Linked DNA regions of Homo sapiens: regions 1, 3, 4, 5, 6 and 7 are each linked to region 2. Evidence: chromatin loops called from intact Hi-C (ENCODE). Cell type or tissue: endothelial cell of umbilical vein. All regions are shown on one strand.

Region 1 (4,000 bases), 210 kb before region 2:
ACAAGCCTGAACAGATATTTCTGCCAGGGTTCATTTGCTCCTAAACCTTTCACACCACCTGAAGACCAGAAGACACTCACTCAGAGCCAGAGCCCTCCCAGCTCCTCTATGAATTCATCCATGCCCTGAACATTCCTCTTAACCACTCACTTTACGCATCTGAAAAAAGGGAATCACTGGGAGGAGTGGATGAGAAAAACTAATGGGAGAAAGCACTATTATGCCACTGACATGAGATGTCCAGAATAAGGCGCATCTGAGACAGAAGGCAGGTTAGCAGCTGTCCGAGGCTGGAGATGGGAGCAGGGACTGGCTGCACAGGTGACAGGGATCCTTCTGACATGAGGGAAATGGTCTAAAACTAGACTGTGGGTGAAGACTGCACAGCTCTGTAAACTTACCAAAGACTGGCTGAGTTGCTCACTTCAAACAAGTGAATTTTATGGTATGCAAATTATACTTCAATAAAGTTGTTAAACAAAAGCACTATTTTGCCAATAATAAGAATTAGTACTAATTAGTGCCACAAGTGCTAACAATATTAACAGCTCCATTTATTGAGAATGTCCCACGTGCCAGCACTGTGCTAAGTATGTCTATTATCGCAATTAATTTCTATTCATCCTCACAACAACCATATCTGGCTGTCTGCAGTAACATTCCCATTTCTGAGATGAGGAAGTGGGGTTCAGGGAGGTGAGGAACTGGCCCCCAGTACCAAGCCAGATGCCCCATTTAGTGTCTGGCCAAACTTCATCCTGTAGGAGTACAGAACCTGGTCCCGAGGCCCCACATCAGTCATTCACCCAGTAGGCTTTGAAAAGGAGAATCTTAACCTGCCCGGCACCAGAGTACCCAAGGTTCATTGCAGGCTGGCTGCTTGGCTTTATTTTTCTGCAAACAAGTTTTGAAACTAAAGCAAAGCGTATTATTCTGGGAGCAACAAGCTGAGCCACTGCTGAGATTATAATCATCTGAATTGAAATGAAAATAAGGCTCCTTAAACTGAAAAGGCCCAATCAGGGAAAATGGGCATGTTGACATATAAAGTCCCAAACTCAGATTGCCCTGTTTAAAGTCTTTTATTCAAAGAACATTCAACCTCGCCTGCTGCCATCCCACCCCCTCCAAATGCATTTTGCTTTGGGGGGACTTAGCTCAGTGCTCTAGAAACAGGCTAGAGAGATAAGCTAGGGCCAAAGCTCGGGATGTATCTACAGGGGCGTCAGCAGAGAAAGCGGTTCTCTTTTCTTTTTTTTTTTTTTTTTTTTTTTGGCAGGGGCAGGAGGGGAAGGAGTCTCGCCCTGTGGCCCAGGCCAGAGTGCAGTGGTGTGATCTCGGCTCACTGCAACCTCTGCCTCCCAGGTTCAAGCAATTCTCCTTCCTCATCCTCTCATGTAGCTGGGATTACAGGCACATGTCACCATGCCCGGCTAATTTTTGTATTTTTAGTAGAGACAGGGTTTCACCATGTTGGCCAGGCTGGTCTCGAACTCCTGACCTCAAGTGATCCACCCGCCTCAGCCTCCCAAAGTGCTGGGATTACAGGTGTGAGTCACTGCGCCTGGCCCAAGGTTCTCCTCTCTTATAGCAATGACACTTTCCTCATGCTGGATGCTGGACACCACACACACACCTGCAACTGTGGCCAAGGCAATCCCAAAGTCCCCTCCAACATGAACATTCCAGAATTCAGGAAGAAGGTGGGTTCAAGGAAAGTCCTGTTCAGTCGCTACATTTTTATTTTCAAGTAAATACTTGCATCGATTTTGCTGTGTGCCAGGCATTCTTCTAAGAGTTAATGTGTACTCACTCATTCAATCCTCTCAATAGGCTAATGAGTTAGGGACTGTTATAATTTCCATTTACAGATGAGAAAACCAGGGCACAGAGCGACTGAGTGACTTGCCCAGTGCCACACAGCCAGCAGGCAGCAGAGTCAGGATGTGAACCCCCCCTTAGTCCTGTTCAGTCAGTGTTTTCACCCACAAGGCTTCACTACCCCCCACCCCCCACTTTGGGAGGAGAAGCATGAGAAAATCAAGTGGGAAGTACAATGACTAATGACAGACCCATGCTTCCCCTGCCCCCCAGAGTAAATGCAATCAAAGAACTATAACAAAAATGAGTTAAAAAAACACACACACACTTGCAAAATGGAGATTAAAGTCATTTAAAAATGACTAATCCTGCAAAAAGGCCAAATAGGAAATGGGTTATATGAGGCTTTTGCTGTCTGCTGCAGGAAGAGAAAGAAAACAAGCATAAAAGAGGAGAGAATTTTTGATAAAAATTCAATTAAGTTGAAAAAAGAACATTAACTGGGCTTCAGAACACGTCAGCAGCAGAAAGAGCCAGGTGATTCCCAAGCTCATGTGGTCACACTTGGTGACCAGCATGGAGCAGGACATGAATTCAGCAGGCTGATGCTACAGTGTGTAAAACTGCCTCGGACACACCTCATCTAGGCTGAGCAGTGCAAGTGGCCGCCCAGAATGGCTGGGAGCCACAGCTCACGGCTCCTCTGTCACAGAGAATCAAGGTCAGAGATGCTGGAGAAGGTGCTCGGGCCAAGGCAGGAGAGTGACTGGCCCACAGACTCACAGGAGTGGGCCGAAAGGGAACCTTCCTGCAGTGGGGGGCACACATGGAAGAGGAAGTGAACTCCTGCCATCGAAGCTATGCAAGAGGCCCTAAAAAGAACACTAGGGGGACTCTCTGCATTGAGTTTGGGGGGAAGATAGCTGAGCCCAGGAAGTTCCAGGTTACTAGGACATTCCTGAGCTGGGCAGTTCCATCTGTGTGAATAAAAATGACCATCCAGCCGGGCATGGTGGCTCATGCCTGTAATCCCTGAACATTGGGTGGCTGAGGTGGGAGGATCGTTTGAGGTCAGGAGTTTGAGACCAGTCTGAGCAATATAGCAAGACCCTGTCTCTTAAAAAAAAAAAAAAGAACAAAATTTACACAGGCATGGTGATGTGTATTTGCAACCCCAGCCACTTGGGAGGCCGAGGCAGGAGGATCACCTGAGCCCATGAGTTTGAGGCCGCAGTGAGCTATGATCATGCCACTCTAGCCTGGGTAACAAGAGTAAAACTCTGACTCAAAAAAAAAAAAAAAAAAAAAAAAAAAAAAAAAAAAAAACCGTGAGCCTACAGAGGGAACAAGAGCTCATCCAGCCATTGGAATAAGGTTTCCATCCCAGTCCTCAGGGCCTCTTGTGCCCAGGACTGTGCTGAATACTGCAGGGTCGCCTGGGTGCATCCCACCTTGGTCCTGCCCCAAGGACATTCCAGACCATGCAAAGGAGAGGCCAAGTAGAGCAAGAAAGGCACCAGTGGGAGTCATGCTGGGGCAACGGGCAGAGAGTCCATCAGGAGGCTGGGCCTCCACTGCCTCTGCTGGCTCATGGGAAGCTGGAATTCATGCTCTCTATAGCCCCTGCCATATGAATATAAAGATCACCTTGTACAATACTCCAACCATCAAGACCATCTTCATGATAGACACAAAATGGCCTTACAGTGCTTCACAAAGTCCCCAAAAAGACTCCTTGCCACTCAACTGTTTCTTCAGAAAAATGAAAATTGCCAAGGAGACCAGTTCCCGACAGGACAAAGCTTTGTAATACACCAAGCAGAGCTTCTCTGCTGCCCCCATACAGAGCTCCAAGAATAGGAATCACTGTGGCCCTTCCCTAAGCTCAGAGGAATGGGACCCTAGACTCAGGAACCAACTACCCAATCCCACATGATACAGATGGAAAAGCTGAGGCCCAGAAAAGAGAAGAAAACTTACAAGCCCAGCTAATTGGTAGTGGTTGCCTAGAATCCTGTGTTCAGAAGGATTCCAAGGCCTTATCTCAGGTCCAAAGAAATGAGTGCTGCAATCAACTGATGATGTCTGCCATGAGCAGAGACATGTAGGAATGGAATAGTCAAAGGGCACTGAGCAAACTGGAAAGAGGAGTCTCCTGACTCCCAATGCTAGATGCTTT
Region 2 (4,000 bases):
GGCCCCCTCCTTCCCTCCCCCACCCTACCGCCACCCTCACCCTCCTCCTCCTTCTCCTCCTCCTCCGCCCCTTGCCGGATTTTTGTGCAAAGTTTGCAGGCGTCCGGCCACGCAGCCCGGTGCGGAGCTCACAATGAACCCATCTGAGGAGGGGGAACGGGGCTGGAGTCGAGGGTATCTCAAGGGGGGAGGAGACCGGGAGGCGGTCGGGAGCGCGGAAGCTCAGTACCCCCCAGGAAAAAAAAAAAAAAGAAGCCTTCGAATTATCCCCTGCCGCACAAAAAAAAATAATAAATATTAATGGCTCAAAAATGCCCAAGCGCCTGGTTTGGAGATTATGATGGATGGGGGGCGGGGGTCCCTCAACTCAGCCTACTTGGAGGGGAGGCTCGAAACGGCCGCAGTGGCTCGGAAGCCGCGGCTCGGGGCCCCTGGCTCACGCCCCCTTCTCTGGCTCTCGGATCGGCCCGGCGCCGGCCCCCCGGAGGAGGAAGGGGCGCGCGGGGGCGCTCAGGCGGCGGCCGGCAGGCGCGCCCGTGCCCCGGGCATCGCTCAGCCCGTGCGCCGGGCCGCCGCTGCCTGCCCTCGGGCTGCGGTGCTCAGCGCGAGGCGCGCAGCCGATCCCCAGGCCGGTGCCAAGTCGCCGGCCCCGCTAGCTGCCTCCATGGGCCAGGGGCTCGGAGAGGGGGGAGGCGGCGGCCGCGGTGGCGGAAGAGGAGGACGAGCAGGCGGCGGCGGCGGCGGCCGGGCTCCCGTCCTCCTGGGCAGCGGCGGCGGCGGCTGCGCCCCGGCTCCTCCGCGCTCCAGCCGGCGCCGGCCCGCCCGCCAGCCTCCCTCGCGCTCCTGTCTTCTTTGTGGTCGCTGGCTCTCCTCCTCCCGATCCGGCTGCTGGGGCTGCACTGCAGAGACACATAATAAAGCCAGGCTTGGCTGGAAATGTAGCCGGGTCCCAGCAGGAGGATGTGAGGAGCGGAGTCCCGGCGGGGGAGCGCTCTGATCCCGTGGGGCGCCCCGCACTGCTCCGGCTCGGATCAGACGGAGAGAGGGCCAACAGCACCGAGCGATGGACAGCGCTGGAAATACAGCTCCGGCCGCCCGCAAAACCCGGACCGTGGTGGCGGCGGCGGCGGCGGCGGCAGGCACGGCGCGGGCGCGGGCACCGCACCAGCACGCGGGGCCGGGGCTCGGGCGCTGGCTGCACCGGGGGCAGGAGGAGGGAACACACTTAGGGCCCACGCGGCTGTCAAGCTCGCCAAGACGCATGAGCCTCACAAACTGTAAAAAGTGAAAGAATGGGGGAGCAAACGGAGTTGGGCTGCCCTAGTATTGCCACCTCGCGATGTATGCCTCACGCACATGAACTATCCAGGGACCTGGCTCTGCCAGGTTGGCTTTTGCCCACCGGTCGGTGTTCAAAGACCACCCCTGCCCCACATCCAACAAATTCTTCCACCACTGGGCTAACCCCGTGCGCCCCCTACACCCTTATTTGTAGAATTCTCGCGCCTGGTGTGCACTTCCTCTGTCCGACTGTAAAAGGAACACCTTACCCCTGAGACCTTGCAGGAGCACCCCCTCCCCGCGCAGTTGTCAGAAGAAATAAACCAGCTGCTACTTTCTGCGAGGTTTTACCCAGCCGCCAGGGGGCGCCGCGCGTCCCCCGCAGCTCCTGAACCGGCTGAGACTCTGGTCTCCGGGCAGGCCCGGGAAGGGTTCTGACTTGGGAAAAGTCTTCCCCAGACGGCTCCCCTAAACCGTTCCTCGGAGCCTCTCCCTCCCCAACTAGCTGCAGGCGGCCAGGTCTCGGGTGGGGAGCGGCCCCGACCTCGCCCCCCTCCCGGGTGAGTGGCGCCACCTTGGGCCGGCGCGCCCCGGAGCCAGGAGAACGGAGCGGGTGCACGGCGCGGCGCTGGGGGTTATCAATCTCTCGGATCGATAAGTTGCCACTTGGAGAGGGGAGGGCTACGTCCCCTCGGAGACGAGTTACCCAGGGCAACCTTTCACGGAAAAACCCGCTGCCCGCCGAGAACAGCGCCGGGGCCGGCCGGGCCGCGGCGCCCGCCCCACGCAGGGTGCCCGCGCCCCGCCGCTCCCCAGCCTGCCGGCCAGCCGGGCCCGGCCCCGCTCAGCTCTCTCCGCGGTCCCGCCGGGCCCTGCTCGCCAACCCCGTGCTGGGCTGATTGCCGAGGTAGATGCCACCCACGCACCCCCGCGGCTGGGGAGCGCGAGCTGGAGGATGCGGAGAGGCCTGAGGCAGGGGGGCCAGGCGCGCGCGCCCTAGGCAGTCTCAGAGGTAGAGTCGGGTGACGGGCTAAACGCGACGCCTAGCTGGACACCCTGACAGCGGCAGCGGGCGAGCGAGGCTCCCCAGAGGGGCGGAGGCCAGGACCGAGACGTCCCCTAACTAGACCTAAGCCTTGAGGGCCGCCCCTCCCCAGGTTAGCGCTACCATCCCCAGGCCACAGTCCTCCCCAGCTTGTGCGTCCAAGAGTGTCCAACATCTCGGCCTTCCCGGAGGGAATAGGAGCCCCCCCCCCCACGCCCCCGCGGCCCAGGGATGGACGGAGTTGGGCTGAACCGGGGGTGCCAAGGGCCGAGGCGAGGGCAGGGGCCGCGAGGCGCCTGGGAAGGAGCCAGGAAGGAGGGGCAGAATCAGCCGCTCCCCCACCCCCGCCGGCGCCTGGGATCGAGGCCCGCGGAGAGTGGCTGACAGGCGGCAGATGGCACACGCTGGGGGAGGGGGACGATTGGCCTCGGCTCTGGGGTGCCCCCGCCGCGGGCTGCCTCTGCTAGAGGTAGGGGGCGGGGAACGGCCCCCAGCTCGCCCGCCCAGGCTTTCTGGGGGGCTGGAGATTGCGGATCCTGCCCAGCCGGGAGTCTGGAGAGTGAGGGGGCGGACAAAAGGAGCGCGGTGGGGAATGCGTGTGCGGGACGAAAGAGGGGCCGTCGGGGGAGAGGGGTGGTTGGAGTCCCACGGGGCTGCCCTTTTCCACCCCTAGGGGCCTGCTGAAGACTGAGGACGGAGGTGGGGGCAACAGGATGGGGAGCCCGCAATAGCCCATCCTGACCTAATCCGAAAGGACGAGATCCTGGAGCCGCTCACAAAGTTTTCCGGGCCCCCTCCCACGCGTCGCCTGCACGTATGTCCGTTTCCCGACGCTCCGCCCTCCCCCGCCAAGTTCGGCGTCTCCCAGCTCAGCGGCAGTCAGGGTGCAGAGGGAGCCCGACCTTGTCCCCGCCTCGGCCCGTCCCGCTTCTTCTGAAGCTTGTTTCATTTTTAACTCCTTCCAGAAAAATGTTGTTTTAAGGAAAATCTCAAAGGAACAAAAAGCCAATAGTGCCTTCCTTATTTGCAATCCCCACCCACCTCTGAGCTCGGACTGCAAGGGCCTCAAGGGACACCAGGTGACACCTGGGCCTTGCTTCTCACGGGTGACCTTGGACCAGAAAGGGTCATTTTCAGGTGTGTTTTATACCCCCCACCTGCCTACTTCTGGCAGGGAATAGGGGGTCCAGTCCCCTCCCCTATGAGAAGGGGCCCCTCTGGGCTCTCCTTCTTCGCCGGAAAGTGAACAGCTGCTCCTGCCCTGCTTGGAGGAGTGGCTGTGGAAACCCACTGTAAGCTGTAAGGAGCAGGAGCCACCATCATAAATGCAAGAGAAATTCCAAGTTGAGGTTTTTGAGAACAAGTAAGACTTTGCCCACAAAAAGGTGCATCTTCCTTCAAAGTCATAACTTGGCTGGAAGAGGGGAAACCTCTTGCCCAAGGCGGTGCCTTCCCCAACCATGCTCCTTAAGAATGTTTTTCCTACATGTGCAGCAACTGAGGCTTCTTCCTTGAATTTTCAAGAGGCAGGCGTCATTTTGAGCAGTCTGGTGAATGCACGAGGGTCTGGTGGGCTACAAAAACAAGATAGGACAATAAAGAAAACAAGGCAGTGTTCACTTTGTGGCCTCAGACCTATGATCCCTGCAGAGCTCCCAGAGTTGCTCAAGGGAT
Region 3 (4,000 bases), 260 kb before region 2:
ACCCTTGCGGTAACACAGCCAGCTGCCTCCAAGCTGGGAAGCCCCCAGGCCTCTCTCAACAGAGGGAATGCTTACCTCTCTCACACAGACACACACACACAAGTGCATACTGACACAAACAGAAAAACACAGGCATACAGAAGAGGGGTTCACTGTCACACCCAACATACACACAACACACAGACAGGAATATAGAGACATACACTCCAAGATAGACACAAAAACACAGATAAACCCACAGATCCAAATACAAAGCATTAAACACATAAGACCACAAACACACTCAAAGACAAACACAAAGCACAGAAAGAAGCATCCAATGTGTTAGCCCAAAAAAACACCCACAGGCACAAAGACATCTAAACCCATAAACAGAAGACTCGAAACAAACTCACGGGGATGCAGATGGACAGGCGCAAATATAACACAAATTAGAGCACACACGGCCAACAGCAGCAAGAACAACATGATACACAGAGGCCACCACTCAGGCTCACAGACATACCCTCAGGAGCTACGACAGGCACACACAGGGCTGTCAACGCAGATGTCTTGGGAGAGCAAGAGGGCGGAAGGAGGCTGGTTCTTACAAAACTGGACCTTGGTCAGTTGCTCCCAAAACACAGACAAGGCCCAGCCAGGCTCTTTCAGAACTCCTTGGCATCCTCTTTCTTGTTTTGGTCCTTAAATTCCTCTCCACCCCACCACCTTGGCCATTTTCACCCTGAACACCCGGGTGACCCCAACAGCACGATCTGCGTCACAGCTAAAGGCGGGAGGGCAGGGAGTGCTGCTGAGGTGGGGGTGGGGGGGTCTCTCTTGTGTCCCCTCCTGTTGGTTTTCCTCCCCAATGAGGACAGTACAAAAGAGGGGCTCAAGAAGTTAGGGTTTCCCTGCCACTCCCAGCTCCAGATGGAGCTCACATGTGGTAAACCCACACTGGGACATTGTCCCTGGACATACTTCAGTGGCTACAGACAGAGGCTGAAAATCAAGGTCAAATCTTTCCAGAAACCCCAGGGCTAAACTGCCCTCCAAACAGCCCCTGATCCTGCCTGAACTTAAATTCCCAGGCGCACTCACTAGCATCTTCCTGCCTTCCCAGCCACAGACCAGCTTAGCCTGACTGATTAATAGGGAGAGATCTGCAACTCATATTTAGCACTCAACTGGAGGGATTCACAGGTAAGAATTCTATTTTAAAAAATAAAGTGCCCACCAGTACCTGCATCCAATGATAGGCTAACAAAATTTTTCTGTGCAGTTAGTTCTGAAACAGTAAACTAAGAAATGAACTCAAAAACCAAACCCAGATTCACTAATCTTGAAACATCCACCAAAATAGCACCAAACTTTTAAACCATGCTCGCTTCCTGGAAAATAAAAATATCAATTGTCTTTTTAAACCTCTATAGTATTTTGTCAATATTTTTTTATTACAGCAGAGAATGTATAAATATTTTATTATAAACCAAAGGCCTAAAATAAACAGTTTAGTAAATAGTTATTACATTACAAGGAAAAACATCTGTGGAAACTGCTTTCCATGTAATTATTCTTGCTATTTTACATTAGCGCTCAACGTGAATTTCTTTGGCACTAATGTTTCACTTGTTCTAAATCTTCCTCCTTGTTGCTATTATTAAAATCTTAAAAAGGTGCCAAATCTTAAATGAAGAAAAAAAAATGATTCACTAGAAATTATTCATATCACAGTGAGCCACTACTAAACCTGGCAGGGGTGCAGTATTTTCGGTGAAATTAACATAAAATATACAACTGCAAATTATCCAGGAAATAGCTATGTTCTTTACGGCATGCTTTTACATTGGGAAAAAAAAATGTTCTTCTTCATCTCGCACAAAGCCGCAAACAGCTCCATTCCGGCAAGTTTTAAAGGGAAAGTAATAGATTTGTCAAAGGAGCACGGGCTTTGAAAACAGACTAACAAATAGCTCAGGGGTGGATCAGCCTTAGGTAATTACCAGAGACAACGTCAGCCCTGGACAGCCGGAGTAGATAGAGAAGGCAAGAAAAACAACAGCCCGCAGCTTCCTTCCCCCTCGATTCCAGAGAATGTATTTCCTCTCGAAGGCCTCAGCCCTTACTCCTAAACACAAGAAAAACTGTAACACCATGTAAAATGCAAATCTTGCTGTAAATATTTTATAAAATTGTTGCATACATCCCAAAAGCTATAGGTCTTAATTGAGAGCAGGCGATTTTTCTAGTCAATATATGGAAATGGAAAATGCTAATTTGTGTTTTTCTACTTATGAAAAACCCTGGAGAACAGCAAGCCACAAATGCACTCACTTTAATATTATAAATATAATTTGGCTCCCTCTCTACCATCCCCACAGCCCTGGCTTTTATCTCCCCGTGGCTGCAGGAGAGAGACAGAGAATCGCTTTCACAGCATCAGCCCGGGAAGGTGGCCTTGCATGCTGTGCAGAGGAGGGGGATGTCAGGCACAGGGCTGTGTGCTTCCCCACTCCCACCTCTTCACCCCCTAGGGATTGGCAGGCAGGGATGGAATATGGCAGGGCCACACGCCAGGAAGCACAGCCCAGCCATTCTGTTCCAGCAAGGGGCAGAAGCAAGAAGGATGCCTGGGGTTTCGGCCACGTGGCTCCTCTCTGCCCTGTTGGGTCGGCTTGGGCTTCGGGCTCCATCCAACCACCTAAGAGCTCTCTCTGGGCATCGAGAGATCTCTCTGAAGGTCAGCCCTGGAGCAGCTGTGATGAACAGGAGCAGCTGGCAAGATGGCTGGAGCACTCCAAGTTGGGAGTGTCTGTTTCCAAACCACAAAAAGAGTAACGCCACTGCCAATGTTCCCCAAGAGCCTGCTCCTCTGGCCAGGGGAAGATCAGCCCACAGCCCAGGCCTCACAATGCACCTCCCAGTGGGAACCTGGGGGAGGAGGGTCTCCTACCTAGAGCTATCCTATCTACTCCAGTTGCCACTAGCCACATGTGACTACTGAGCAACTGAAATGGGGTGGGTCTACCCTGAGACGTGCTGTCAGTCCAAAATACACACCATATTGTTAAGGTTTAGTACGATAAAAGAATGTTAAAAAAGTCTCATTCATAATTTTTAAGTTGATTATATGGTACCATCATAATATTTTGGATATATTGGGTTAAACAAAAAGTATACTCTTTAATTTCACCGGTTTCCTTTTAATTTTTTTTTAAATGTGGCTAGTAGAAAATTTGAAATTGCACTTGTGGCTCGAATCCTATTTCCTTTGGACAGCCTGCTGTAGAGGATGCTCCAGTCTGCCGTGTGCAAGCCTGCCTGGTGTCCATGCATGTCGGTGCCGTTCTCTTAGGTACCGTGTAAATGGGAGGCCCCCAACATTATGATTCTAGAGCTCTGCAGTTCTCAGAGTTTGGGATTCTGTGATTCCAACAATCTGCAAGTCTACAGCTCTAAGAGGGCACAATACTCAGAGATTATATTACTATTGGTTCTCTGCATTTAACACAGACTTTACAAATACCATTATGAAGAGGGCAGGACCACAGCCCTGGCCTTGTTCATTCCTCAGTCAAAAAGGGCTGGAATATTTGGTAATCACAGCTACCTTCCCCGCATCCTCTCCTAAACCCAAACATAGCTCAACCCTCCCTACGGCAGCCTCCTGGGTGACTCCCACCCTCCCTTACTCTCCCCTGCCCACAATGCAGAACAGGTCCTCATGGGGAGAGCTTGTCAATCACACACAACCTCCTTCCCTGGGTAGTATCTGCTTCCTGGAAACTGTTCCTCAACTTCTCCTCACATGTGTGTATTTGAAGAAAACAGCCAGAAAGAAGACAGGAGTGGTGAGAAGGACACATTTAGAGTTAGGTAGCCTGACTATACCTCCAGGCTGTGCAACTTTCTAGCTGTGAGAGCTTAGGTGTGTTACTGAACCTCTCCTTGCCTCCATTTCCTCATCTGTCACATGGGAACAATAACTCCTACTTTATAAAACTTTGAGGGAAAACTG
Region 4 (4,000 bases), 370 kb before region 2:
AGAGTGTAAAATGCAAGAGGACACCCATTCCCAGCACTTGCAGGTGTAGGGGGGCCCTGAGAGCGAGTGCCCCCTGAAATAATGTACCCCAGGCCCCTGCCTGCCTCACTCCAGACCTGGCCCCCGCCACCAGTCTCAATGCTCTCACATCCTACTGATCTCTATGACTGGGAACCTGCGGCTCCTACCTGGCTCTGCTCTGCAGTCCCCAGTCACACATCTCCGTGCCTCAGAACCCAAGTGCCACCTGGAGTCCTGGCAAGGGAAGGGCTACCCACTTGCCTGCCTGTATCCAACAAAGGGGAAAGCCAACCCTGAAGGGAAAGCCAAGAAGACTTCACAATCAGCATGGTGACCAACCTGCTGCGTGGCCTTGGGAAAGCTGCACGTTACCCTTGGGCCTCTGTTTCCCCATCCAAGAGTGGGAAGATCAGGGTATTCCATCATTAAGGGGTCTTCTGCTTTGACTCCTGTGGCCACTGCCAGCCTGTCCAGTCTGCATGCATTAGGTTACTACGATTCTTTTCCAAGGGGAGCAGGGTCTATTGTGTGCAGGTCCCCAAGGGCGTGTGCAAGCCCACAGGAACTTGTAGGGGAACACACCTTACAGGAGCTGACAGCCCCCCACGCGGCCCTAGGCTGGGGAGGAGAGAACCAGGCAGCCGGATGCTAATCGCATGGATTCCCTTTATTGAACTGTACTAGTTACTGCAGTCAGATTAAGTCACATTTAAAAGCAGACCATCCAGTTGCACTGAAACCGATTATATTCATTACATAGTTTTAATCACTGTCCGGTGAACTGGCAAATCCAATCAAAGCATTAGTCTTTAATTAAAAAATTAAAAGGAAATATTCAGACAATAGCCAAGCAATCACATCACGATGCACAATTACCTAGAATTGCAATTAAAAAGTAGTTAACCGAAGGGGGTGGGGGGTGGGGGGGAAGAAAAACAAGAAAGAAAAAAAAGAAGCAAAGAAAAAAAATCACACTAATTCTTTTTTAAAAACTATCAATATAATACATGAAGGAACAAAGGACAATAGCCTTAAAAAGCAGGTTTCTCTAACTCTAGAAATGTAGTCTGCGGCGGAAAGTCTAAAAGCACACTAGCTGTAGCAGGACAATAAAAAATACTGAGCATGGAATACTTTTAATCTCTGCCATTAATATTCATTTCCAGCTGCTTATAATAGCAGCGCCTCATGGCCAAATCATTAGAGTTTTACATCTGGGTTGCAAATGACACTTTGATTGGATGTAATGTTCAAATGGCCCTCCCCACGGCGTCTCCGGCAAGCCTTCTGCGGAGAGGTGTCCTGTTGAGCGATCCCTCACTGTGCGTGCTGGCTCATCGTGTGGTTCTGCAAAGGCGAAGAAAGGAGACACACATGAAGGAGAAGAATGGAGAGCATGCTCGTCCCTCCCACTCAGTGCATTTACGCCGGGAGCCGCAGAAAAGCGTCTCGATTATAACAAAACAAAATGCAACAAGGAAAAAGTGCTCCAGGGACGCAGCTGCCAAGACGCCACGTTGATTTGGGGCTTGGGGATAGGTTCCTGTTACTGCCAACTTGGACTCCCTATATGTTGTTTTTTGGCTTTTTTTTTTTTTTTTTTTTTAAAGACCATTCAGGTCTTACCGGGGGGACTGGCTAGGTGGAGGGAAAGGGGAAATGCCGGGGAGGAGGCAGGAATTAAAAACATCCCTGTTCACCTCTCCATCTCCCTTTTCCTCTAATGAAGAGGAGGAAACTCTGATCGCCTGCAGGCTGCCCTCGCATCCCCCTCTCAGTCTTCCCCGTGGCTGCTCCGAGCCTAGCAGAGGGAGACAGCAGATGTGCTGTGCAGCTCTCCGGCCAAGAAACACCCGAGCGGGCACAGGCGTGCTGAGGCAGTGGGCGGCCGTGGTGCCTGCGGCCCAGGCAGGGGACAGGTCACCCGGCAGGAAGACGCGGGAGGAGCCTCTGCTGCTGGGCTCCGGGAGCCTGCCTGCTTGGTCACATGGCAATGGCCCAACCAGAGACAGGGACTCAGTGCAGTTTGGCCGAATGCACCTAGGAATCCAGGGCCCAGGTGGGACCCTGTGGCCAAATGTTTCCCTCTCATTACAGTCAATGGCATTTCCTCCCCCTGCCAGCCAGAGGGGGCCAGCAGGGTTGATCTGTTTCACAGGAGCCAGCGGCCTGGGACTGGGGGTGGGATTTGGCATCTGAAAGCCGTCTTTTTGTTTCTTTTCAGTGGTTCGTGTTCCAAATTCAGACCCATTTCATCAAAGCCTCAGGTGGTGCTCCACCTCATGACACCTGGAGAAAGGAGGCAACATCCACCAGGTGTAGGGTGGCCCTGTTTGGGGCCGCACAGGACCCTAGATCCCCGGGAGAGGCTCCTTCTGGGCGCCCCCCAGGGCCCGGCGACTCCTGCAGCTGTGCCGCTGACCGCCAGGGGTCAGCAGAGGCACCGCGTCTCTCCTGGGCTCGGGTCCGCGGCGAGGGCGACCAGGTGATGCCAGTAGCCTCGCCCGGAGGCCGAGGCCGGGGCCGGGGCCGGGGCCGGGGCCGAGACGGGCCACTCCTGCTCCCTGGAGCAGGGCCCCGCGCAGTCCCTTCCCGTGACGGGCACTGCGAAGGCTGCGGCCCCCGTGGTAATGTCACCGACCCTTCCTGCGAGCTCCCGGCCGGGAAGAGGCAGCCCGCGCCTGCCTCCCAGCAGATGCCCACAGCGCCAAGCGACAGCCTCGTGCTCATGCGGGCGGAGCAGGCGCACGGCCGGGGCTTGGTGGGCATGCGTGCTCTGTGCCGTGGCAGGCACCGCTCTTTCAATCCTCACAACAGCCTTGCGAGGTGGGACTTCTTAAGATGAAGACACCGAGGCCTAGGAAGGCAAAAATTACAGGCCCAAGGTCACCCAGGTTGGAAGCACCGGGCACTGAACCAGATGGCTGGAATCCACTAGAGCAAGGGGATTTTCAGGGGAGCCAGGCTTCCCAGGGCCTGCACCCCATGGGCACCGCAGTCTGCAAATCACCCGCATTCTGCACCAGACACAGTGCCACCTCTGCCGGCCGGGCCTGACACCTCGGTCGGGGGCGTCAGGGACCCAGAGGCACCAGGCAGGTTGTCTGAGGCCACAGATGGGATGCAGGCGGTTTCCATGGGAACCCGCACCCTCCAGCCGTGGCACCTCTCCCTGTACTTGTGCAGGGACAGCCAGCTAGTCCTGTGGGGAGCCGAATCCACACTCTACACAGCCATCCTCCTGCTACCTTCAAGCCTCTGCTGACTCAGTTCCCGCCTCCCTTCTCCTCCCTCCCAACCAAGCTGCTCTTTGAGTCCTCTAGGCACATGGATCACTTCCCATCCCTGCAGACCTCTCCAGGCACCTGCAGCCCACCTCCCACACAGCCACGCACCTCTCATGAGCTAGACTGACCTCCTTTGCTGAGCTGCACACAGGGTGGCGGCACCTCCTTTCTCAGGACCCAGGGCTGGGCATGCACTGTCCTGACCATACGCCTGGGCCTCCAATCCCCAGCAGGCACAGCTGCCCAGGAGCAACTTGGAGGTCTGCACTTTCACACCCTGCCAACCGCCAGTCAAAAACCCCTGCTATCTTGGTGTGGGTGGGTCATTCTTTATTAGGGGGAGGACAGGGAGGAGGAAGAGAGGGGACATGAGGAAGGGAGACATGGACAGCTCTTTCTTGTCCTCAAATTATGGTTCCTAGGGCCTGGCACAAAGTAGACACTCAGGCAGTATTTGTGAATGAGTCAATGGAAAGAAAACGAATGAATGTATGGATAGGATGTGGATATGTGGAAAGGGGAGAGGGCATTCCAAGAGGAAAGAATAGCAGAGACGGAGGTGTGGAGCCTAGAATCCAAGTGGCGATGCAGGCACAGGTCCCAGCACAGAAGTCACAGGAAGGCTGGTGGGCACATGGCCTACGGACAGTGGAGGCCTTGAGTACCAACAAACATGGACTTTGTTCCACAGG
Region 5 (4,000 bases), 420 kb before region 2:
CATCTCTGAATGATCACAGCAGTGCCAGGGCTCCCAGGGGATCAACAGAGGCCTTTGCTATGACTGCATCACCGCCCATCTCCTTCTCTGCCCCATCCTGAGTCCCTCTCTCCCTACAGAGGCTGGTTCTGCATACAAATATCCACCCCAGAGCCTACCTCCCAGGACACCCAACGGTGACACCCTCTAAACCCTCATGTTCTCATGAGTCCTATGGAGAGATTCACCCACTTTACCATGCCTTTGAGAGTGTAAGGAGATGGCACAGGCAGGCAGCCTAGATGGGAGTGTGCCATGCGTGTGGGAGGTGCTCAGTGACTCCTTGCTGAACATCATGGACCGAGAGCTTAGAAGAAGGCAAGAAATATGTGGCGATAGTTCCTAACCACCTGGAGTTCACTCCCCTAAACCAGAGCTTCTCACCCTTGGCACTGTTGACATTCTGGGCCGGATAATTGTTTGTTGCAGGGCAGGAGGGGCCTGTCCTCTGGGCTACAGGGTGTTTAACAGCCTCTACCCACTAGATGCCAGTAGCAACCCCCAATTGTGAAAACCAAAAATGTTTCTAGACACTGCCAAATGTCCCCTGAGAAACAAAATTGCCCCTGGCTAAGCAGCGCTGCCCTAAATCATTAAAGTTCCCTGAGCCACCTCTGAGAGAGAGTCACGGTTTGGGGCCAAAAGTCAATCAGGGGCCCTTCCTAGGCCCCTCCACAGGGAACAGGGAATCTCAAGTAAGGCCAAGGGGAAACGTGAGAAACGTGGGGCAATGGCAACAGCCCACGCACGGGGGTGGGGACGCTGCTTCAAACCCCAGCCACGCATCCTGCAACCCGCACAGGCCGGTCCCCTTCTCCCAGCCTCAGCGTCCTGAGATGGGAAATGGAGACAGCAATTCCATTCCTTCGACCTGCCAGGGAAGTTTCCCCAAACAATGGCTTGGTGCGTGTGCGTGTGAGAGTGTTCTGACAGCAGTAAACGTACTGTGCAGAAGTACAATGGGGTTGGCTCCCACAAACAACCATCTTACCCAAATTCAGCTAAGTGAGTGCAGACAAAGAGAAGGAGAGAGAAATAGGCAGGCAGAGGCGCATTTATTGACCCTGTCACTGTTCCCTCATCCCCATCGCCCCAGGGACAGGGAAGGCACAGCTAAAATGCCCAAGAGACAAACAAACAAACAAAATAAGTGAAATTCTCAGAACCCATCAGGTCCTAATGATTCACAGGATTTTTGAAGGTAAATTTTACTACAGAAGATGTTGCTGTATTGGGCAATTATCCAAGCCTTGAGTAGGGATATGACTGAGTTTTGTTTTTTACTCCAAAAGCAGTGAATAAAAAGCATTTCAAAGAAAGTAATGCCAACTTGACAAACCCATTCCACCAGCAGTGGGCAGCAGAAACAGGAGGAAAAAGAAAGTTTGCCTCTGAAACACCTGGTAGATGTAGACCCGGGCCTCCGCCTCCTCTCCACTGCCCGCCCTCCATCCTGCCCTCCCCGGAACAGACGGAAGCAGCGAGATCCTGAAATAGCCTCGCTCTCAGCGGTGAGACAGGAAGCCACCAGCCCCAGGCCTGAAAGCCATCATGCAGTTGACACAGGGACCCCGCTGATGCCGCGTCATTTACCTTCGGGGGACTCGCAGCCGCCCCCGCAGCCTGGGTTGGCAGGCCGGTGGAGGTCGGCCAGAGGCGTGCTCCCTGGGGCCATCCCAGGGAAGGCCCAATGATCACTTGCTCCAGAGCAAGTGGCTTCTTCCCCACTACCCTTCTCTGAAACCCCACACTCTGGTTCTTCCATCCCAGACCCAGAGGCTTGATTTACCCCATAAACAGTGTGGGGTCTATAGATTCTTTTCGGGGGCCATTAAACATGCTTGAGATCTAAAAAGAAAAAAATAATAATAATTGTGACTGTAAAATACAAGAATAAAACTGAAAAATCAAAATTACTAACAAGTTCAAAACCACAATTCTAAAACCCTTTTCACTTTTTAAGCAAAATAATTGTACAAAACAATTGCATTCTATGTAAGCTGAGTCAATTTTTTTTAGTCTATTGTTGTAGTGTGGAAAAGGTTCTCACACAGATCTTCAGTTGACCCCCCCAAAAAACTTACTCCTTTCACCTCCTAGAGGTAACTTTCTCTTGTCTTCCTGTGTCTAAATGGGACGGTGAGACAGAAAATCTGCAAGTCCGTACAACACCTCTCTTCCTGAATCTGCAGGACAGTCTCTGAGACTCCAGGGCACAGCCACTGTAAAAGCCAGTCTTCTGGAGCTATAGAGAGTTTTAGCACAGATCTGAATTCCTGGATGCATCCAGGAGCTAATTCTAAACGTCTGTCCCCCCAGCCCAAGATGTCAGTCACCTGTTTCATCTCTGCAAGTTTAATGGAAGATGCCAGGCTAGGAGTTAGGGGTGGGGGTTCTTAGACAAGCCTGGCCCTCTTTCTTATAGAAAGCGGAAATGCCATCGTTCTGCTCCAATGTCACCACCAAAAGTAGAGAAAAACAGGACAGACTGAGAGGGCCATTTTCATTAAGAAATAAGAGCTAGAAATAGCACCTTTCACCTGGGTGAAAGAGATCCAGTTCTTTGTGGAAGAGAAAGCTATTCTCACTGATTTCAGATGCAAACAAAGCGTGCCTGTGTCTTCCATCTTGACATCCACTTCCCTCACTTCCCTGACCTACAAGCCCTAAGCTAGGTCCATCCCAGCCCTGCCACTCTGCCCCTTCTCTACTGCCCCTTCTCCTCCAGGAAATCACATGTGGTTGATGGAGGGCAAATGCCTGCCCACTACCTGCCGGGTCCCCCAGTTGGCAGAAATCTTTCTCCACAGTCGGTGGGCAGGGTTGTGTTTATTTTGCAATTAACAAAGAACAAAGGAAGTGGCAGGGCGCTTGGAGGTGGTGCTTCTGGCTTGCTTTTGGGGACCTGAATTCCTGCCTTGCTCTTGGCTCTGTCGGCTCTGGCTCCTGGGGTGGGAGGGGAGTCACTGCCCTCAATCATTTCACAGCAGTCTGTGTCTTTTTTGGCCAGGTCACTAGCTGCAGCAGATGGGCCCTTTACTTTAAAAGAAAAGCAAAGAGCAAAGCTCTGCCCAAATGGGGCCCAGGGCGTGCTCAGGTCTGAGGTGATGAGTAAAGGTATCCCCCTTTACTCATTGATTGTGTCATTGAGGGACCAGCGGACCAAGAAATTCCCTGCCATGCGAGTGTCGGAGAACAGCCCCTTTGTCACGCCCTCTTCAAAGCGTGACCCGTGTCCCCGTGCACTACATTGGGATGAGACAGACCCCTGCTAACAAAAACAGGGAGATTTGGGGGTGCTTAGGGGGTGTTGAGATAGCAGATAGGGCTCCAAGTTACCTACGGTAAACAAAGCAAATTATATTTACTTCCATGGGAGCCTGAGATTTTGACAGCAAAGAGAGACTTATGGTAGAGTTGTTGCTGCATTTATATTTAATAAATTTAAGAGAGAGATGAAATAGACTTTAGCAAGGCTAGTGAAATATTTATAAAAGCACACCGAAGCCGTGTAAGGGAGAGAGAGGGAAATAAAACAGCTCGCATGTGGGATCAAATCGAGCAAGCCAGCTTTTAACCTGACAGCTCCCTGTGCACTGCGGGCAAGAGAGCTGCCAATGGGCCACAGATGCACCACACCTGAGCTAGCCGGGAAGACAGGGAGGTGTAGGGAGGGGAGGACGGGGTGCAGACGGGTGTGTGTGCACAGGCACAGCCAGCTCCATGCAATCCAGGGCATCTGTCACACCTGTCCAGCTGCTCAGGTGCGCCTGGCACCTTACAATGCCAAGCAGAGCACATTCCCCCACCCCTGGCCTACATCCAGTTAAGCCTATGGTCTGGTAGGAACATATGGGGCTCCTGGAGTTGGGGGGCCTTAGACAGTGGGGGCTGAACACCCTGGGCTTCCATCTCTTAGGAGAGCCTGTCTGTCTTCAAGCCACTGTCCGAAAAAGGTCTA
Region 6 (4,000 bases), 150 kb before region 2:
GCCCTCCTCCCTCCTGGGCTCTGCGGTTACCGCTAGAACCTCCCCACAGGTGCACCAGGACCAGAGAGGCGACCTGCTTAACCGTGTCATGGCCGCTGGAACACACAAAGAAATCTCCTTTAGAAATTTCTTTCTTGAAAACATTTATTCTTTTTGAACTGTACTCTATCCATTACGTCAGCTTGGGGTTTTCCTTCATTGAATTTTTTTTAAAGCATGTGAAGGAGTAAAAATCATTTCTGACTTCAATTTAATTTTTAGGCACAACGGCATTTAGAGTCAGGGATGGGGTGGGGGTTTCCCAGGGCAGGGTGCCCATCCACCCAGCCCTACATTTTTCAGGGACTTTACCTGCAGGCTGGAAATTTACTCTGGATCTGGGACCAGAATCCTATCCTCAACCTGGTGGCCCTTCCTGTCTTTTTCCTCCTTTCAGGAGAAAATTACATTTCAATGGACAAATGGCTCTTCCTAGAGAAGGGTGCAAGATTCCACTCTCCCAAGGCCCCTCACAGACTTCTAGGGACAAAGGCTCCAGAGAGGCACCTAGCAGGGGAGCCCCATGGGGTCAGCCCAGGGAGGCCCAGCAAGGGTGGATCCGGCTCTGCTGACTTAATGGATTCCTTCCCACCAGCTGTCCTGGGTGAGAAGCTGCTAAGGCTTCTGGAGCTGGCTGGCTCCTAGGTCGCCCTAACTCGCTGGGCTGGCAGGGGTTGTTTATCTCCCAGCTCCTCTATGCCCCACCCTGGGTTCAATGCATCACCAGCTTGTGCCCAGCCCAGTGCCCGGCACATAAGAGATGAACAGGAGCCCTGTGGTGAGTGAAGAGGTGAGTGAAGCAACTGATGAGTGATGCGCCCAGGCCATAAATAAAAGCCATTTAAGTCTACCCCAGTAGACTCCATTCAGTGCAAGGGAGGAAGGGCAGGTTTCCCCTTCAGAGTGGACTTCAGAGAACCCTGTTCTTCAAAGAGGGCCTGGAGGCAGAAAGGGATGACTGAGCCCGGGTCTCAGGGATCCACTTTCCAGAGGGCAGTCTTAGCCCCTCTGGAACACCCTGGCTGTGCCATAGCCAGAGGGGGAACACAGGAGCAGGGGCATAAAGAACTGAAAAGGAGAAGGGAAGAATCTTCGCTAGAACCCCCTTCTAGGGCATCTCAACTCCACTCCATGACACTCCACGAAAACTCCCACTAAGCATGCCACACCTATAACAGGAAATCCAGAGGTGACCTCCCTCCTCTGGGTCCCTCAGTCCTACCCACAGGGCTCTGACACCTTTCTCCTTGGATGACAGTAACCCAGTGACCAACTTGTCCCAATTTGTCTAGGACTTCCCCAATTTTAGAACTGAAAATGCTACATACATACCAGGAAGCCCATTAGTCAGTCAGTCATGAGCAAACTGGGATAGCTGTACCCTCACCCCCAAGACTGTGAGCTCTGTGAGAGCAGGAACCAGCATAGAGCCTGATAGAGAGGAAGATGCAGTGAACATTTGCTTACTCCATGCATGCATGCTTGAATAAATGAAGGCTTTGTTCCCAGGCTCCAGTAGATCTGGAGGGAGTATGAAGGTTTGTGTCTCATCACACACAGAGGACAGAATTCCACTCCCATGTAACTGCTATGCAGAGCACACACACACACCAGACTCCCAAACACCACAGTGCCACCTCAGCTGCACTGTGGGCCTTCAAATATGGCTGCCAGAGCTTGGAACCAGGCATGAAAACTTCCCAGCTCCAAGGGACCTCCACTTCCAACTGGAGTCTCTCCTGCTCATCAGCAGCCCCAGGCCACCTAGAACTCCCTGGGCTCCCTCCTGGCCTGGAAGCCACTTACAAACCTGTGCCAACACTGCCACCTCCAGGAGGCCACCCTTTGCACCCACTCCTGCCTAGCCCTTCCAGCCTCTTTGTTGCCCGAGCTATTGGCCTGCACTTTTAAAGGTTAAATGACAGCACGGTGGGCTGTCCTGTCTTCTTTCTGGGAAAAAGGTGGGAGGGCACTTGGGATGGGAGAATAAGAAGGCCTTAAATACAGGCTTATCTGGTACATCAGGAGACAGATGTGAATGCAGGAGAATTCATTCATTCAACAGAGTCAAGGCCCCAGCCCTTCACAAAGCCTGCCATGGTCACAGCATGGCAGGTGGATCACTGGGATGGGGAGTGCCCTCTGTCTAGCTATAGGGCACTGTAATACACACCTGAGCACAACCTCACAATGGAACAGTATAAAGCCGATTAAAAGGAGGCTTTTGGACAATATTAATATGATAAGCTGTTTACAACCTATGGGTAAACAAAAACAAAGCAGATTGCAGAACAAGAATGTGGATGGATGAATGCCAAAATGACTCTCTGGATCTCTAGGTTATAACTGGATTTTCTTCTTTTCACTTCTCTGTACTTAATAGACCTTCCACAGTGAGTTTATTTTATTTTTTGTGCGTGATTTTGAGACAGAGTTTCACTCTTGTTGCCCAGGCTAGAGTGCAGTGGTGCGATCTAGGCTCACTGCAACCTCTACCTCCCTGGTTCAAGCGATTCTCCTGCCTCAGCCTCCCAAGTAGCTGGGATTACAGGTGCCCACCACCACGCCAGGCTAATCTTTGTCTTTTTAGTAGAGATGGGGTTTCGCCATGTTGGCTGGGCTGGTCTTGAACTCCTGACCTCAGGTGACCCACCCACCTTGGCCTCCCAAAGTGCTGGGATTACAGGCATGAGCCACTGCGCCCGGCCCCACAGTAAGTTTATATAGCAAGCATAAAACAAGAAAAATGTATTTTGAGAAACAAGGGAGTGTCCAAGTGCTCCATTGCTTCTGGGAACCCCAGAGAAGGCACGTGGACGACCATCTGTGTAGAGGTCAGGAAAGGCTTCCAGGAAGACTGGAAGGATGGGATGGCTTTACAGGGAGGCACACTGCGGGGTGGTGTTTAACGCAGAGAGAACAGCGTGGGCAAGGGCACCACACACTTCAAAGGCAAGGGTGAGGTGGGGAGTGGTAAGATAGCCTGGAAAATAGGGCCAGACATGACCACAAATGGCCACCCTAGGAAAAAAAATGAATTTTGGTCTCATGGGCACTGGAGGCTGTCAGTCCTCAGAACTGACCCCTCACCACTCCCCATCAAAGGTGAAGCCAGTTTGCCTTGAAGAACTAGTTTCCATTTAACAATTGGACCCTCCGTAAGATGGGCAGGACTGTAGTCCCAAAAGGATAGAGCCTTCAAGTTCTCACCTCCAGGCCAGCCATGGCCACAGCTGCCTGGCCAATCAGACAGACACGCTGGAAGAATCCCATCCCTGGGTACCAGCATTGACCCTCCAGTCCTGTGCTCTAAAGGGGGCTCACTGCCTTGTGGGGACCAGGGCATGCTGCCCCACCATTCACAACAGAGCCAGGTGTGAACTGGGCCCAGGGCCACTCCACCGCCTGGAGGCAGACTTCCAGCCACTGGTGGGATGGCTGCCACCAAACACAGAATCCAGGTGTCAGAAGGAAATTAAAACAAATGACCCTGCCACATTTTTTATCATCCATTCATAAAAAATACAAGAGCAACATGGAAGAAAAATAGGTCACTTCAGTGAGATTTACAGCAACTTAGAGATCTAAACATCACCCGAAGGTCTTCTGCCTCCATCTGGCTTCAAAAGGCCAGGTCTGATTGACCCAGAAACAGAAGAGAAAGTCCAGAACCCAGACAAAGTGAGGTAATGGCTCCGGGCACCAACAACACAAGGGCACCTTCGGCCTCACATGGCAGGTGGTCCCAGGACCCATGACTGCCAGCCAGGAAGGAGAAACCTATAAACAAACCCCCAGGACAACCCACACACCTGCCCATGCTATCCACAGCAGCCAGAGGGATCTGTTAAACACACACACCGGATCCTGTCACCCTTCTGCTGACCTCTTCCAATGGCTTCCCACTAGGCTTGGAATAAAATCCCCACCCCTTTCCATGGCCTGCGAGGCACTATGTGAT
Region 7 (4,000 bases), 250 kb before region 2:
GACTACCTTTTTCCCAAAGCTATGGGTTCTTTACTGTGTATGTTGATGTTTGATGGGAATCTAATCCTAAGCCAGATTCTGGGGGCAGATCACCAAAACTGAAGAAGCTGGGTTTGTGTCACAGAGCTTCTTGATTTCAATCAGCCCCTGCAGCTTTAAAAGAGCAGCCCACGGAATCCTCTTCCCAAAGTGAAAGGGCTGGATAATGGGGTTGTTTTAGTCATATGAAAGTAAGGATCATTCTGTATCTTAATAGGCCCATAATTAATTCACACATTCAACTGTTAAGTCCAGAAATATGTTCATGTTGACAATTTGCATTTGATGCTTCAAAAACAATCTGGCATGTTTTTATTTGCCTCGAAATCTCAGGAACATCCACCCCTTTCCATTATCCATCCAAATGCTACAATTCCACAACAGCTTCCTAAGGCCCCACCTGTGGGAATGCGGGGAGGGGGCTCAAGATGCCCAGTCAGGAGAAGTGGTGTTAGTGCGAGAGCTGTCCTCCTTTGAAGGACAAGACCACCATATGGCCAGTGGAATTTCCGTCTGCCCCTCCCAACTCCCATGACAACTTTTAGCCCTAGGCATCAATGACTGGAGATCATTCTACCACCCCATATCTTCAACACTGGATCAGTGATTTTCCCCTCAACCCCCAAGCACCAGTTATGCCCCACCTTTGCCCAGCTCCTGGTCTACACTATGAGTGCACCCATCTGATATGTCAGGTGGGACCCCACCCCAGCCTGTCTACCTCATCAGCTCCTAGGAGGATAAAACCAGAGTGAGAAGGACCATCGGAGGGAAGAATATAAAAAGCAATGCTGGCACAGGAACAAGGGATCGTTAGTATCAACGTTTACTGCTAGGCTTGATTTACAACTGCCACCAACAGGCGAGTCAGAAGAGGAGGGGAGGGGGAAGGAGGAGGGGCCTGAGCTCAAGCCCTCAAACTCTTAGCTCCAATTTCCACACCCTGAGTCCTACAAGCTAGCACAGAAGTTGCTGTGGAATAAAACAATGTTTATGGAGGTTCTCAGTTGCCTGTGCTGCTTCCAGATCACTCCCACAGATGTACTATTCCCTATTCCTCTGTCGAAGTACAACTAAAACCCTGAACATTATATATGAAAGAAACAGAAGAAGATTCAGAAAGGCAGAGAGAAGAAGCCAGACCAGCCAGGGACCCAAGGAGTGACAAAGCGGTGAGGATCCTGGGTTTTCTTTTTGCTTCATATATCCCAGACTAGGACCTGACAAAACTGGCAACCCAGAAACACCAACAAGGATTTTGCTTTAAGCCTTAACCAAACCCCACTCTTTCTAGCCAAAGGACCAGGAAAGATTTTTGCCTGGCAAAACAGAAAACGTTTAGACAATAACAGCTCTGCTCCAGGCAAACCCCACAGAAGAAAACTATGACCCCACCACCATCCACTCCAGCAAAGGCTGAATGGAGATCTGAGACTGCCGTGCTGGCAAGGCTTATATAATGAGGCACTCACCGCCCGCTCTTCCCATCCCTGTTAATGTGGCATCAGAGAAACCCTAGCAGGGAGCCAAGACAGTCATACTTGCTGGGCAGTAACAAGGCCTTTCCCCATGGTGTCAGTAGAGACCACATGGGGAGCCTGGACTCCCCTCCTACCTAACAGTAACAAGTGCCCTAACCCATCCTCCTGGTATAGTGGAGACCATGTGGAGAGCAGAAATGATGCATTCCTACCACGACTGCTCAGAGAGGTATGAGTGGAGACCTAGGGAGGAAACGAGCCTGGAATTCTACCCACACCTGGCAGTAGCAAGATGGCATCTGCACCCCTTCTGCACTGGAGTGGGGTCAAAGGAAGCCAGCTAAAACAGAGGGTTTAAATAAGATCCACAGTGTCATTATGTAATACATAAAGATTTCAATCAAAAATCATCTATCCTACCAAGAAACAAGATCTCAAATTCAATGGCAAAAAAGTCAATCAATATATGCCAAAATCAAAATGACAGAGATGTTGGAATTATCTAATGGGGAGTTTAAAGGAGGCATCATAGAATTACGTCAATAAACAATTATGATCATCCTTGAAACAAGTGGAAAAAAAAAGAAGTCCAGCAAAGACCTAGATAGTTTTGACAAAGAAATAGGAGATACAAGGAGGCACTAAATGGAAATTTTAGAAATGGATAAAGGAGAAAATCTTAAAACCCAATGAATAGGCCTAACAGCAGAAGAGAGAAGAGAAAAAAAGAATCAGTGAAATAGGAGATAGAATAATAAAAATCACCCAGAGTTTCAGGGGCCAGTGGGACTATAACATTTTTGTGATTCAAGTCCCAGAAGGAGATAAAAAAAAAAGAGGGCAGGATTGAAAATGTACTCAAAAGAGTGATGGCTGAAAAATTCCCAAATTTGGCAAGAGATGTAGATGTATTCGAGAAGCTGAGTGAAACTCAAAAGGAATAAACACAAGGAAATCCACACCAAGACAAATCATATTCCAACTCCTGAAAACTCCAGGACAGGAAAAAATCTTGAAAGCAGCTGGAGAAAAAATGACACCTTATACACAGTGAAAAAATAATTCAAATGACAGCAGATTTCTCATTAGAAACCATGGAGGCAAGAAGGAAGTGGCAGAGCATTTTTCAACTGCTGAATAAAAAAGAACTGTCAATCCAGAGTTCTTCTACATCCAGTGAAAATGACCTTCAAGAATCAAGGGAAAATTGAGATACTCTCAGATAAAAGAAAACTAAGAGAATGCGTCACCAGCAGAATCACCCTAAAAAGAATGGTTAAAGGAAGTTTTCTAAACAGAGAGGAAATGATTGGAACATTAGGTAGTAAGAAAGAACATGGTAAGGAAATTTTACTGTAGATACCACTAATTCCCCTTCTCTTCTTGAGTTTTCTAAATTATGTTTGATGTCTAATGTAAAATGTTAACACTGTCTGATGTAGTACTAAATATATGCAGAAGAAATAGTTAAGACAGTCATAAGTAGGGAAGAGTAAAGGGACCTACGGGAGGTAACTTTTCTACATTTCACTTGAACTGGTAAGATTATGACACCAGTAGTCTTTGATAAGTTATGTGTATATAATATAATACCTACAGTAATCATGATAAAAAGCTGTATCAAGAAATGAAAACACTACAGATAAACCAAAATAAAATTCTTAAAAATGTTCAAGTAAGTCACAGAAAGGAAAAAAGTAAACCACAAATGAAAAACAGAAAATAAAATATAAAATGGCAGACTGAAGCTCTCACATATCATTAACAACATTAAATATAAATAACCTAACTATACTAATTAAAAGATGAAGATTGGCAGACTGGAAGGAAAATGACTCACCTATGTGCTGTCTACAAAAAACTCACTTAAAATATAACAATACTGGCAGGTTGAAAGTAAAAGAATGTAAAAGGATATATCTTGCAAACATTCATTGAAAGAAAGCAAAAAGGCTATATTAATATTATATAATGAAGGCTTCAGAACAAAAAATTAGCAAGAAAGAAAAGAACATTAAACAATGATAAAGGGGTCAATCTACCAAGAAAATCTTAAATATGTATGCACCAAACAACAGAGCTGCAAAATATGCTAAGCAAAAGCTAATAGAGCTGACAGAAGAAATAGACATATCCACAATTATAGTAGGAAACTTCAGAACCTTTCTCTCAATGACTGATAGGACAACTACGCAGAAAATCAGAAAAGATACAGAAGAACTCAAAATCATTGACCAACAGGATCTAATAGACATTTATACAACACTCCACCCAACAATAACAGAATGCACATTTTTTCAAATGCGTAGAGAACAAATACCAAGACAGACCATATCATGGGTCATAAAACAAATGTCAACATATTTAAAATAACTGAAATCATACATAGTGTTTTTTCCTATCACAATGGAACCAAACTAGAAATTAATAGCAGAAAGGCAGGAAAGCCTCCAAACAATAGAAACTATACGACGTACCTC

The links. A loop is a pair of places that touch in the nucleus more often than their neighbours do. Peaks named below come from ENCODE experiments on the same cell type or tissue, not always from the same donor. Only the 100,000 strongest peaks of a DNase experiment are listed, where the experiment ranks them.
Region 1: it touches region 2 in a loop (12-fold over the local background); 8 of 110 quality-filtered maps call a loop at or near these places.
Region 3: it touches region 2 in a loop (4-fold over the local background); 24 of 110 quality-filtered maps call a loop at or near these places.
Region 4: it touches region 2 in a loop (8-fold over the local background); 39 of 110 quality-filtered maps call a loop at or near these places.
Region 5: a loop joins it to region 2, with 2.5 times the contacts of the local background. A loop is called at or near these places in 6 of 110 quality-filtered maps.
Region 6: it touches region 2 in a loop (3-fold over the local background); 17 of 110 quality-filtered maps call a loop at or near these places.
Region 7: it touches region 2 in a loop (9-fold over the local background); 28 of 110 quality-filtered maps call a loop at or near these places.

What each region holds. Positions count from the first base shown.
Region 1 is chr16:49,641,551-49,645,550 of GRCh38, forward strand. All of the region lies in intron 3 of ZNF423 (zinc finger protein 423), which reads right to left. Among named protein-coding and RNA genes, the nearest start is that of LINC02179, 180 kb to the left of the region's middle. In endothelial cell of umbilical vein, no CTCF peak of the experiment used is centred here; a DNase peak (open chromatin) is centred at 2,171; H3K27ac peaks cover 1,204 bases.
Region 2 is chr16:49,856,191-49,860,190 of GRCh38, forward strand. It overlaps a transcript of ZNF423 not described here. Among named protein-coding and RNA genes, the nearest start is that of ZNF423, 2.1 kb to the left of the region's middle. In endothelial cell of umbilical vein, CTCF peaks have their summits at 1,062 and 1,646 (motif pointing right); a DNase peak (open chromatin) is centred at 991; H3K4me3 peaks cover 2,592 bases; H3K27me3 peaks cover 628 bases.
Region 3 is chr16:49,594,340-49,598,339 of GRCh38, forward strand. The region is part of intron 5 of ZNF423 (zinc finger protein 423); the gene reads right to left. Among named protein-coding and RNA genes, the nearest start is that of LINC02179, 130 kb to the left of the region's middle. RefSeq lists an enhancer at 2,600-3,120. In endothelial cell of umbilical vein, no CTCF peak of the experiment used is centred here; a DNase peak (open chromatin) is centred at 1,942.
Region 4 is chr16:49,489,937-49,493,936 of GRCh38, forward strand. ZNF423 (zinc finger protein 423) reads right to left here. Exons shown (of 8, transcript NM_001379286.1): 8 at 1-1,368. The coding sequence ends at 1,339. Among named protein-coding and RNA genes, the nearest start is that of LINC02179, 26 kb to the left of the region's middle. RefSeq lists enhancers at 2,590-3,213, 3,214-3,835. In endothelial cell of umbilical vein, a CTCF peak has its summit at 2,423 (motif pointing right); no DNase peak of the experiment used is centred here.
Region 5 is chr16:49,440,060-49,444,059 of GRCh38, forward strand. All of the region lies in intron 2 of LOC105371244 (a long non-coding RNA gene), which reads right to left. Among named protein-coding and RNA genes, the nearest start is that of LINC02179, 24 kb to the right of the region's middle. RefSeq lists enhancers at 1,215-2,162, 1,418-1,697, 3,219-3,720. In endothelial cell of umbilical vein, no CTCF peak of the experiment used is centred here; no DNase peak of the experiment used is centred here.
Region 6 is chr16:49,703,101-49,707,100 of GRCh38, forward strand. All of the region lies in intron 3 of ZNF423 (zinc finger protein 423), which reads right to left. Among named protein-coding and RNA genes, the nearest start is that of ZNF423, 150 kb to the right of the region's middle. RefSeq lists enhancers at 1,718-1,817, 1,720-2,400. In endothelial cell of umbilical vein, a CTCF peak has its summit at 1,887 (motif pointing left); no DNase peak of the experiment used is centred here.
Region 7 is chr16:49,607,392-49,611,391 of GRCh38, forward strand. The region is part of intron 5 of ZNF423 (zinc finger protein 423); the gene reads right to left. Among named protein-coding and RNA genes, the nearest start is that of LINC02179, 140 kb to the left of the region's middle. In endothelial cell of umbilical vein, a CTCF peak has its summit at 1,611; a DNase peak (open chromatin) is centred at 2,760; H3K27ac peaks cover 385 bases.